2 separate regions of the Homo sapiens genome follow, and region 1 is linked to region 2. Evidence: read pairs that join two places in POLR2A ChIA-PET (ENCODE). Cell type or tissue: Caco-2. All regions are shown on one strand. Each heading gives the region's core, and the rest is flanking DNA. Links, peaks and the distances in the headings are about the cores only. Region 1 overlaps GNG7 (G protein subunit gamma 7). Region 2 overlaps GNG7 (G protein subunit gamma 7).

Evidence for each region. Peaks named below come from ENCODE experiments on the same cell type or tissue, not always from the same donor. Only the 100,000 strongest peaks of a DNase experiment are listed, where the experiment ranks them.
Region 1: POLR2A ChIA-PET joins it to region 2 with 8 read pairs; 11 of 35 experiments call an interaction of 5 or more read pairs at or near these places.

Annotation. Positions count from the first base shown.
Region 1 is chr19:2,593,774-2,599,142 of GRCh38, forward strand. All of the region lies in intron 2 of GNG7 (G protein subunit gamma 7), which reads right to left. It also overlaps the pseudogene RN7SL121P. Among named protein-coding and RNA genes, the nearest start is that of MIR7850, 34 kb to the right of the region's middle. In Caco-2, for the core only: no CTCF peak of the experiment used is centred there; no DNase peak of the experiment used is centred there; H3K4me3 peaks cover 77 bases.
Region 2 is chr19:2,526,850-2,532,218 of GRCh38, forward strand. The region is part of intron 3 of GNG7 (G protein subunit gamma 7); the gene reads right to left. Among named protein-coding and RNA genes, the nearest start is that of GADD45B, 53 kb to the left of the region's middle. RefSeq lists an enhancer at 2,744-2,803. In Caco-2, for the core only: no CTCF peak of the experiment used is centred there; DNase peaks (open chromatin) are centred at 2,152 and 2,852.

The sequences.
Region 1 (5,369 bases), core at 194-5,193, 67 kb after region 2:
CGGGGTAGCACTTTTTTTTTTTTTTTAAACAATCCTTGGAGTTCTGTGGTCCATGCCATTTCCTTCTGTTTCAATGTTATATATGTTTTGATTACTATTGTGATGTTTTAAGTTTTCTGAAGCAAGCTGAGAGGCAGGCCGAAATATTTGATGCCAAAAAAAAAAAAAAACTTTCTTACCTCATTCACCCCAAACCTTCTCAAATCTGGATTAAATACTATACTTTAAAACAAACATGAGGTGCTTCTGAAGGGGAGGAAAATTTATTTCTCTGCTTTTCTATTATACAAGTTGTTTACAGAAACTGCAAATCAAGGCCGGGCACAGTGGCTCACGCCTGTAATCCCAGCGCTTTGGGAGGCCAAGACGGGCGGATCACCTGAGCTCAGGAGTTCGAGACCAGCCTGGCCAACATGGAGAAACCCCATCTCTACTAAAAATACAAAACACTTAGCTGGGTGTGGTGGTGGGCACCTGTAGTCCCAGCTACTTGGGAGGCTGAGGCAGGAGAATCGCTTGAACCTGGGAGGTAGAGGTTGCAGTGAGCCGAGATATCACACCACTGCACTCCAGCCTAGGCGACAGAGTGAGACTCCCTCAAGAAAGAAAGAAAGAAGGAAAGAAAGAAGGAGGGAAGGAAGGAAGGAAGGAAGGAAGGAAGGAAGGAAGGAAGGAGGAAGAAAGAAACTGCAAATTTAAAAAATTACATATAGTGGAAAATTTCAAACACAGCCTGAAGCACGCAGGCCAGGACGAGGTCTCTCTGAGTGTCGTCACCTCCTGCAACGGGAATTAACATTCTGCCCTTCTTCTGTTCTCACTTCTCTCTCCAGCTTTGCACGGGTATTTCACACAAATTCAAGACATCATATGACTTTGCCTGTAGAACCTTCAGAATGTTCTCTAATCACTGAAGCTTTCTGATTTCCCAACACAGAACCACCCAATCAAATTAACACTGTCTTATTATCAACTTGCTCCATGATTATCAACAATAATTTCCTGTTACCAATAACCAGCCTGTGACCCATTGTCCATGATTATCTCAAAAATGTCTTTAATGGCCCGGCGTGGTGGCTCACGTCTGTAATCCCAGCCCTTTGGGAGGCTGAGGCGAGCTGATTGCTTCAGGACAGGAGTTTGAGACCAGCCTGGGCAACATACCAAGACCTCATCTCTACAAAAAATACAAAAAAATTAGCTGGGCATGGTGGCACGTACCTGTAGTCCCAGCTATTTGAAAGGATGAGGTGGGAGGATCGCTTGAGCCCAGGTGGTCAAGGTTGCAGTGAACCATGATGGCACCACTGCACTCCAGCCTGGGCAACAGAGCGAGACCCTGTCTCAAAAGAAATTAAATTTTTTTTTTTTTGAGACGGAGTCTCACTCTGTTGCCCAGGCTGGAGTGCAGTGGCGTGATCTTGGCTCACTGCAACCTCCACCTCCCGGGTTCAAGCGATTCTCCTGCCTCAGCCTCCCAAGTAGCTGGCATTACAGGCGCCCGCCACCACGTCCGGCTAATTTTTGTATTTTTAGTAGAGACGGGGTTTTGCCATGTTGGTCAGGCCGGTCTTGAACTCCTGACCTCAGTTGATTGATCCACACACCTCAGCCTCCCAAAGTGCTGGGATTATAGGTGTGAGCCACCATGCCCGGCTGAAAGGAAATTAAATTTAAGGGCCGAGTGCAGTGGCTCATGCCTGTAATCCCAGCACTTTGGGAGGCCGAGGCGGGTGGATTGCCTGAGCTCAGGAGTTTGAGACCAGCCTGGGCAACATAGCAAAACTCCGTCTCTAGTAAAAATACAAAAAATTAGCCGGGCGTGGTGGCGGGTGCCTGTAATCCCAGCTACTCGGGAGGCTGAGGCAGGAGAATGGCGTGAACCCGGGAGGCGGAGCTTGCAGCGAGCCAAGATCGCACCACTGCACTCCAGCCTGGGCAACAGAGTGAGACTCTGTCTCAAAAAAAAAAAAAAAGAAATTAAATTTAAAAAGGTAAAAAGCAGCTCAGGACCGCCAATGTACAATGCACTCCATATGGCTGTACGTATCTATGTGAGTGTGCATGTGTAGGAAAAGTCTAGGGAGTTTCAGTGGTTAGACGACAATGACCAGGACAACTGTGTGAGCAGCACCTGTGTGGCACTGAGTCATCTCAGGCTCTCCACTCGGCTCTGTCCATCAACGACCGAATCCAGCTCTCACGGCGACTCTACGCTGCATGCTTGTTACTCTACTACAGAGGAGGAAGCAACGCTTACGAAAACCAAGGACCAGAAGAACTCACAATCAAAACTAGTGGGCGGCCGGGCGCGGTGGCTCATATCTGTAATCTCAGCACTTTGAGAGGCCGAGGCGGGCGGATCACCTGAGGTCAGGAGTTTGGGACCAGCATGGCCAACATGGTGAAACCCCATCTCTACTGAAAATACAAAAATTAGCCGGGTGCGGTGGTGCATGCCTGTAATCCCAGCTACTTGGGAGGCTGAGACAGGAGAATCGCTTGAACCCAGGAGGTGGAGGTTGCAGTGAGCTGAGATCGTGCCTCTGCACTGCAGCCTGGGCGACAGAGTGAGAGTCGGTCCCTAAAATTAAAATAAAAAATAGTAGGCAGGCCCAGCGCGGGGCTCACACCTGCAATCCCAGCACTTTGAAAGGCTGAGGCAGGAAAATCACTTGAGCCCAGGAGTTTCAGACCAGCCTGGGTAACATAGTGAGACCCCGTCTCAATTAAAATTAAAAAAAAATTAAGCAGGTGTAGTGATATCCACCTGTGGTCCCAGCTACTCAGGAGGTTGAGGTGGGAGGATCGCTTGAGTCCAAGAGGTTGAGGCTGTAGTGAGCCATGATTATGCCACTGCACTCCAGCCTGGGTGACAAAGTGAGACCCTGTCCCCCCCCCAAAAAAAAAAGTGGGCAAATATCGACCCAGTTGTTCTCCTTTCACGTTCTGCACTGATGATCAGTTCCCATCCACCCCACACTGTTAACAGTGGTTAATTCTGGGGAGTGAGATTTGTGATGAAGATGTCTCCATTCTCACTCCTGCAGTACGAGACTTCTTTACAAATATATTCTCAACAGGGTGAACATCAATTCTTGGGGAGATGAAAACAAATTTTACTTTTTTTATGGATTAAGCCCAGAAAACAGAACATAAACAGATACACAGTCTATCTATGATATTGAAATTTCACAGGTATAGGCTGGGCTCGGTGGCTCACACCTGCAATCCCAGCACTTTTGGAGGCTGAGGTGGGAAGATCACTTGAGGCCAGGAGTTCAAGATCATCCTGGACAACATAGCAAGACCCAATCTCTAGAAAGAATAAAAATTTAAAAATTATCCAGGCATGGTGGTGTGCACCTGTTATCCCAGCTTTGGTGACTGAGGCGGGAGGATTGCTTGAGCCTGGGAGTTGGAAGCTGCTGCAGGGAGCTGAGATGGCGTTACTGCACTCCAGCTTGAGTGACAGAGAAAGAAGATCCTGTCTCTAAGATAAAAACAAACAAAAACTCCATTATATAATAATGCTACTTGGGGCCAGTCACAGTGGCTCACGCCTGTAATCCTAACACTGTGGGAGGCCGAGGCAGGCGGATCACCTAAGGTCAGGAGTTTGAGACCAGCCTGGCCAACATGGTGAAACCCCGTGTCTACTAAAAATACAAAAATTAGCTGGGCGTGGTGGCGGGCACCTGTAATCTTAGCTACTCAGGAGGCTGAGGCAGGAGAATCGCTTGAACCCAGGAGGTGGAGGTTGCAGTGAGCCGAGATCACGCCACTGCACTCCAGCCTGGGTGACAAGAGCAAAACTCCTTCTCAAAAATAATAATAATAAGGCCGAGTGTGGTGGCTCACACCTGTAATCCCAGCACTTTGGGAGGCCGAGGTGGGTGGATCACGAGGTCAGCAGATCGAGACCATCCTGGCTAACACGGTGAAACCCCGTCTCTACTAAAAATACAAAAAATTAGCCAGGCGTGGTGGCGGGCGCCTGTAGTGCCAGCTACTCGGGAGGCTGAGGCAGGAGAATGGCGTGAACCCAGGAGGCAGAGCTTGCAGTGAGCCGAGATTGCGCCACTGCACTCCAGCCTGGGCAACAGAGTGAGACTCTGTTTCAAAAAAAAAAAAAAAAAAGAAATTAAATTTAGAAAGGTAAAAAGCAGCTCAGGACTGCCAATGTACAATGCGCTCCATATTGCTGTACGTATCTATGTGAGTGTGCATGTGTAGGAAAAGTCTAGGGAGTTTCAGTGGTTAGACGACAATGACCAGGACAACTGTGTGAGCAGCACCTGTGTGGCACTGAGTCATCTCAGGCTCTCCACTCGGCTCTGTCCATCAACGACCGAATCCAGCTCTCACGGCGACTCTACGCTGCATGCTTGTTACTCTACTACAGAGGAGGAAGCAACGCTTACGAAAACCAAGGACCAAAAGAACTCACAATCAAAACTAGTGGGCGGCCGGGCGCGGTGGCTCATATCTGTTAATCCCAGCACTTTGGGAGGCCAAGGTGGGCGGATCACCTGAGGTCAGGAGTTCGAGACCAGCCTGGCCAACATGGTGAAACCACATCTCTACTGAAAATACAGAATTGGCCGGGCGTGGTGGCTCACGCCTGTACTCCCAGCACTTTGGGAGGCCGAGGCGGGCGGATCACGAGGTCAGGAGATCGAGACCATCCTGGCTAACACGGTGAAACCCCATCTCTACTAAAAATACAAAAAATTAGCTGGGTGTGGTGGCGGGCGCCTGTAGTCCCAGCTACTCGGGAGGCTGAGGCAGGAGAATGGTGTGAACCCAGGAGGCAGAGCTTGCAGTGAGCTGAGATCGCGCCACTGCACTCCAGCCTGAGCGACAGAGCGAGACTCCGTCTCAAAAAAAATGAAAAGTAATAAAATAATAATAATAATAATAATAATAATAATAATAATAATAATAATAATGCTACTTGGGCATCTTCCGTCAAAAGAATCAGACATCGGGTGCATTTAAATCTCTTGCCACCGTTATTCTTTCTAAGGAGCCACTAGGAAAAGGATGTCTCAAAAGAAGGTGATCACGGAAAAAGAAAGCTTATGAAACACTGACTTCTGTAATCACGTTTTCAGTTGAAAGAAATGGAAACTGATCTAACTTCCAGCTCACCTCAAGCTGGAAAGAAGTCTAGTTTCTAGAAGCATCTCCAAAATTGGAAAGTGAAGTTTCTAGCATACAGTTCCACCGAGGGCCCATGATGAAGAGGGGGAGAGGCGGGCACGAGGCGAAGCGGGTGCCCCGCGCTCGGCTGGAAAAAGCCAATGTCACCGGGCTGTGCTATTTGCTTGTGGGAGGGACGCCTGGGGTGGGGGCGTGCCGCTGGT
Region 2 (5,369 bases), core at 208-5,207:
AACTTTTTTTTTTTGAGAGGGAGTCTCGCTCTGTCGCCCAGGCTGGAGTGCAGTGGCACAATCTCGGCTCACTGCAACCTCCACCTCCTGAGTTCATGCCATTCTCCTGCCTCAGCCTCCCGAGTAGCTGGGACTACAGGCGCGCGCCACCACACCGGGCTAATTTTTGTATTTTTAGTAGAGACGGGGTTTCACCATGTTGGTCAGGCTGGTCTCAAACTCCTGACCTAGTGATCCACCCGCCTCAGCCTCCCAAAGTGCTGGGATTACAGGCGTGAGCCACTGCTCCCGGCCCTATCTTAACTTTTTATTTTGAAACAATTATGGACTCAGGCAGTTGCAAACATAGTCCAGGGAGCCCCACGCACCCTCTCCCGGTCCCCTCCAGGGCGACGTCACCTGTGACTATGAGACACTATCAGAACCGGGACCCTGAGGTCAGCCCAATGCTGTGTCTCACTCAGACGGCACCACTCCCACCGGCCCTCATCTGGGGGTGCAGAGGGAGTTTTGGTGTCGCGCATCCCTCCAGGAAGGGGGCCTGGGTTCCTGCCTGGAGGCATCGCCCCTCTGGAGCTGTGCCCCCGCCCTCGAACCTGTCCCCACTGGGAGGAGGAGAGGAGGTGAGGAGGTGTGGCCTAAACGTTTGCTGAGCAGATGGCTGAGCAGACAAAGACCCAAAACTGCGACAAAATTGACAGTGGTGTCAGTAAAGAGAGACACAGCCTAGGGCCCCAGTCTGCAAAATGGGCTGAACTCCGAAGTTCCTAAAATCCTAAAGAGACCTGATCTACACCGGGAAGTTTAACTCACTCCAGTACAGGCCCTCTCCCTCTGGCTGGATCCTTTTCTGGGGTGGGGCTGTCCTGGGCACTGCAGGGTGCTGGGCAGCATCCCTGGTCTCCACCCACTCCTTGCCAGGAAACCCCCCCCCCCACCAGTGCGCCCACAGTCATGACCAGCACAAATGTCCCCAGACTTGGACAGGTGTCCCCTGGGGGAAAATTTTAGGCCTTTATGGAACTCCCTTATCAGGAGAAATCCTGCAGCTCAGAGTGGTTCCCTTAGGCAAAACGCAAAGAGTTTGAACCCAGCTGACTGAAGGCCCCAAAAATAAATGGTACTGAATGAAAATATGCTAGGCGTGGTGGCTCATGCCTGTAATCCCAGAACTTTGGGAGGTTGAGGCGGGTGGGTCATTTGAGGTCAGGAGTTCAAGACCAGCCTGGCCAACATGGTGAAACCCCCACGTCTGCTAAAAATACAAAAAAATGAGCCAGGCATGGTAGTGCGTGCCTGTAATTCTAGCTACTCAGGAGGCTGAGGCACAAGAATCGCTTGAACCCAGGAGGTGGAGGTTGCAGTGAGCCAAGATCGCGCCACTGCACTCCGGCCTGGGTGACAGAGTGAGACCCTGTCTAAAAAAAAAAAAAAAAAAAAAGGCCTGGCTCAGTGGCTCACGCCTGTAATCCCAGCACTTTGGGAGGCCGAGGCGGGCAGATCACGAGGCCAGGAGATACAGACCATCCTGGCTAACACGGTGAAACCCTGTCTCTACTAAAAAAAAAAAAAAATACAAAAAAATTAGCCGGGCATGGCGGCGGGCACCTGTAGTCCCAGCTACTCAGGAGGCTGAGGCAGGAGAATGGTCTCAAAAAAAAAAAAAAAAGTAAATACAGGGGTGTTTCCAAAAGGGCTTTAATTTTATTAGCATCCCAGAATGCTTTGTGACTAGGAGAGGCCCCACAGGGCGGGAGTCTTCCCCCAGATGTGAGCCCCGTTGCATTTGAAGGGAGTGAGACCACAGCTCCCACAGAGGAGGGAACTCGGGAAGGTGGTAGGCCAGAAATCTGCCCTTGCTCTACCAAGCTGTGTGGCCTTGGGAAAGTTTCCTTCCCTCTCTGAGCCCCAGTGACCTCTGTTGGAATTCTCAGAGGGACACTCTCATCTCTGCACCAGGCCTGGCCCCCAGGTTCCTGTGTGAGGAAACAGGGGTTCCAGAGTCTGGCAGGCAGGAAGAGGACCCTCTTCCAGGGACCTGTGGCAACTGCCAAATATAAACACAGCTGCTGGAAAGACAAGGTGGCTGGAACATCCTGCACCCAGCGAATGTGGAAGGGCCGGTTTGCCCGGAGCTCTTGAGAAATCTCACTCCCCGTGGACTTGCACCCTGTCGCCACTCCCCTGACCTGCCCTGAGGCTGGGGTGCAGCAGGGAATTGCAACAGCCCCCCACCGCCGGCCCTGGAGAGACCTGGGCAGAGCTGGAAGCTGATCAGATTAAAAATCAGCATGGATCGGATTCGGGATAGAGCCACAAACTGGGTGTCCTGAAATTACCCATTTTTGTGTTGGTGGGTTTTTTTGTTTGTTTGTTTGTTTTTTGGAGATGATGGCTCACTCTGTCGCCCAGGCTGGAGTGCAGTGGCACCAACTCGGCTCACTGCAACCTCCGCCTCCCAGGTTCAAGCGATTCTCTTGCCTCAGCCTCCCGGAGTAGCTGGGATTACAAGCATGCGCCACCACGCCCGGCTAATTTTTGTATTTTTAGTGGAGACAGGGTTTTGCCATGTTGGCCAGGCTGGTCTCGAACTCCTGACCTCAGGTGATCCACCTGCCTGGGCCTCCCAAAGTGCTGGGATGACAGGCGTGAGCCACCACGCCCGGCCCATTTTTGTGTTGTTGAACTTAAAGCATGAGCTTGGGCAAATCCCTTCTTCTTCTGAGCCATAGGGTAAAGGTGAGAGGAGAGTCTTGTAAGCTCCGTGATGAGTTCCAGAAGTCCAGGGTGACCAGTCATGCTTAGATCATTTCCGTGTCATTTATGGACTCGATGAGAGACAAAAGGGCCTCTGGGGACTGTGAGTTGCATCAGCCTCTTGCTGAACTGACAGAACATTCAGGTTTCAGGGAGAGGTGAGGTCATTGCCAGGGATCTTGTTCAAGGGATAAGGGCTGACACCTGCTCCTGAAGAGGGACCACACGGTGCCTGCCTGGAAATGGAAAATCCGGGCTCGCACTCTGGCTCTGCTCCTGGTTTTTGGGTCTTGGCTTCCTCAGCTGGAAGATGAGAGGGCTCCTCTCAAGGCTGAGGATGGGTCCCCATTTGTCATCCTGTGGCTCCAAGATCAAGAGGATCTAGAATATCCATGACCTCCTTCTAAACGACTTGGACTTTGGGTTAAAAATCTCTCTTGGCAGATTTTGGCTTGCACAATGGTGGATTAGCAGCTAAGGACAAACCCACTCTCTTGCTGAGGTCCACTAGAAAAGCTGGACAGGGCCGGGTGCGGCGGCTCACGCCTGTGATCCCAGCACTGTGGGAGGTCGAGGCGGGAGGATCACTTGAGGTCGGGAGTTTGAGACCAGCCTGGCCAACATGGTGAAACCCCATCTCTGCTAAAAATACAAAAATTAGCTGGGCATGGTGGCACGTGCCTGTAGTCCCAGCTACTTGGGAGGCTGAGGCACAAGAATCACTTAAACCCGGGAGGCAGTGGTTGCAGTGAGCTGAGATTGTGCCACTGCACTCCAGCCTGGGCGACAGAGAGAGACCCTGTCTCAAAAAAAAGAAAAAAAAGCTGGACAGGGCTGGGTGCGGTGGCTCAAGCCTGTAATCCCAGCACTTTGGGAGGCTGAGGTGGGAGGATCACTTGAAGTCGGGAGTTTGAGACCAGCCTGGCCAACATGGTGAAACCCCGTCTCTATTAAAATACAAAAATTAGCTGGACGTGGTGGCGGGTGCCTGTAGTCCCAGCTACTCAGGAGGCTGAGGTACAACAATCACTTAAACCCGGGAGGCAGAGGTTGCAGTGAGCTGACGTTGTGCCACTGCACTCCAGCCTGGGTGACAGAGTGAGACCCTGTCTCAAAAAAGAAAGAAAAGCTGGACAGAATGTCAAAGCATCTGCTCAAGGGCCTGCAGGGTTATTAAGATAATGGAGAATTTCCAGCCAGGATTTAGGGGAGGATCGAAAGAGAGCCTGGGTTTGGGGTCACTTTTTCCTGGGGTTGGGAGGGTTTGCTGAGAGGCCGAGTGATATTTCTATCAGCTTCACGAGGCCAAGGGTACAGAAATTGAGGTCCAGGGTTTCCTGAGGAGAGAAGGCTTGGTAAATTCCCCCTTGGTGTGAATTGGGACAACTTAATATTGCACTGTAAGAGTAACGGTCACAGCTGGGCACAGTGGCTCACGCCTGGAATCCCAGCACTTTGGGAGACCGAGGCAGGTGGATGACCTGAGGTCGGGAGTTCAAGACTAGCCTGGTCAACATGGTGAAACCCCGTCTCTACTAAAATACAAAAATTAGCTGGGCATGATGGCGGGTTCTTGTAATCCCAGCTAGTCAGGAGCTGAGATGAGAGAATCCCTTGAATCCGGGAGACGGTGGTTGCAGTGAACCGAGATCGTGCCACTGTATTCCAGCTTTGGCAGCTGAGTGAGATTCCGTCTCAAAAAAAAAAAAAAAAAAAAAAAAAGGAGTAAAGATCAAGAGGAAGCAGACAGGTCCTTCTAGCAACTACAGCAGAGTTTTGAATAATCTCAATCCCTAATATTGGATTAAGGTGATGCGAGATTGCTGGTGGCCCCAAATGCCTGGAAGAAGTAAACATAAATCCCCTCTGGAGGAAAATAATACGATCCCAGGCCTCAGATTATTTCTACATGCAAATCCGCAATACAGGCCGGGCGCGGTGGCTCACGAGGTCAGGAGATCAAGACCATCCTGGCTAACATGGTGAAACCCCGTCTCTACTAAAAATACAAAAAATTAGCCAGGCTTGGTGGCAGGCACCTGTAGTCCCAGCTACTCCGGAGGCTGAGGCAGGAGAGTGGCATGAACCCGGGAGGTGGAGCTTGCAGTGAACCGAGATCGTGCCACTGCACTCCAGCCTGGGTAACAGAGCGAGACTCCGTCCCAAAAAAAAAAAAAAATGCACAATACAATATCTGGCATGCAAGTAAGACATACGAGGAGCCAGGACCACATAAACAAAAATCAGCAGAAATAACCAGCACTGCCAGGTGCGGTGGCTCACGCCTGTAATCCCAGCACTTTGGGAGGCCTAGGCAGGCGGATCATGAGGTCAGGAGATCAAGACCATCCTGGCTGACACGGTGAAACCCCGTCTCTACTAAAAACACAAAAAATTAGCCGGGCGCCATGGCAGGCGCCTCTAGTCCCAGCTACTTGGGAGGCTGAAGCAGGAGAATGGCATGAACCCGGGAGGCGGAGCTTGCAGTGAGCTGAGATCACGCCACTGCACTGCAGCCTGGGCAAAAGAACGAGACTCCGTCTCAAAAAAAAAAACAAAAAAAAAAACAAAAACCAGCACTACAAAGAGACCCACAGGGTTTCCATATACTG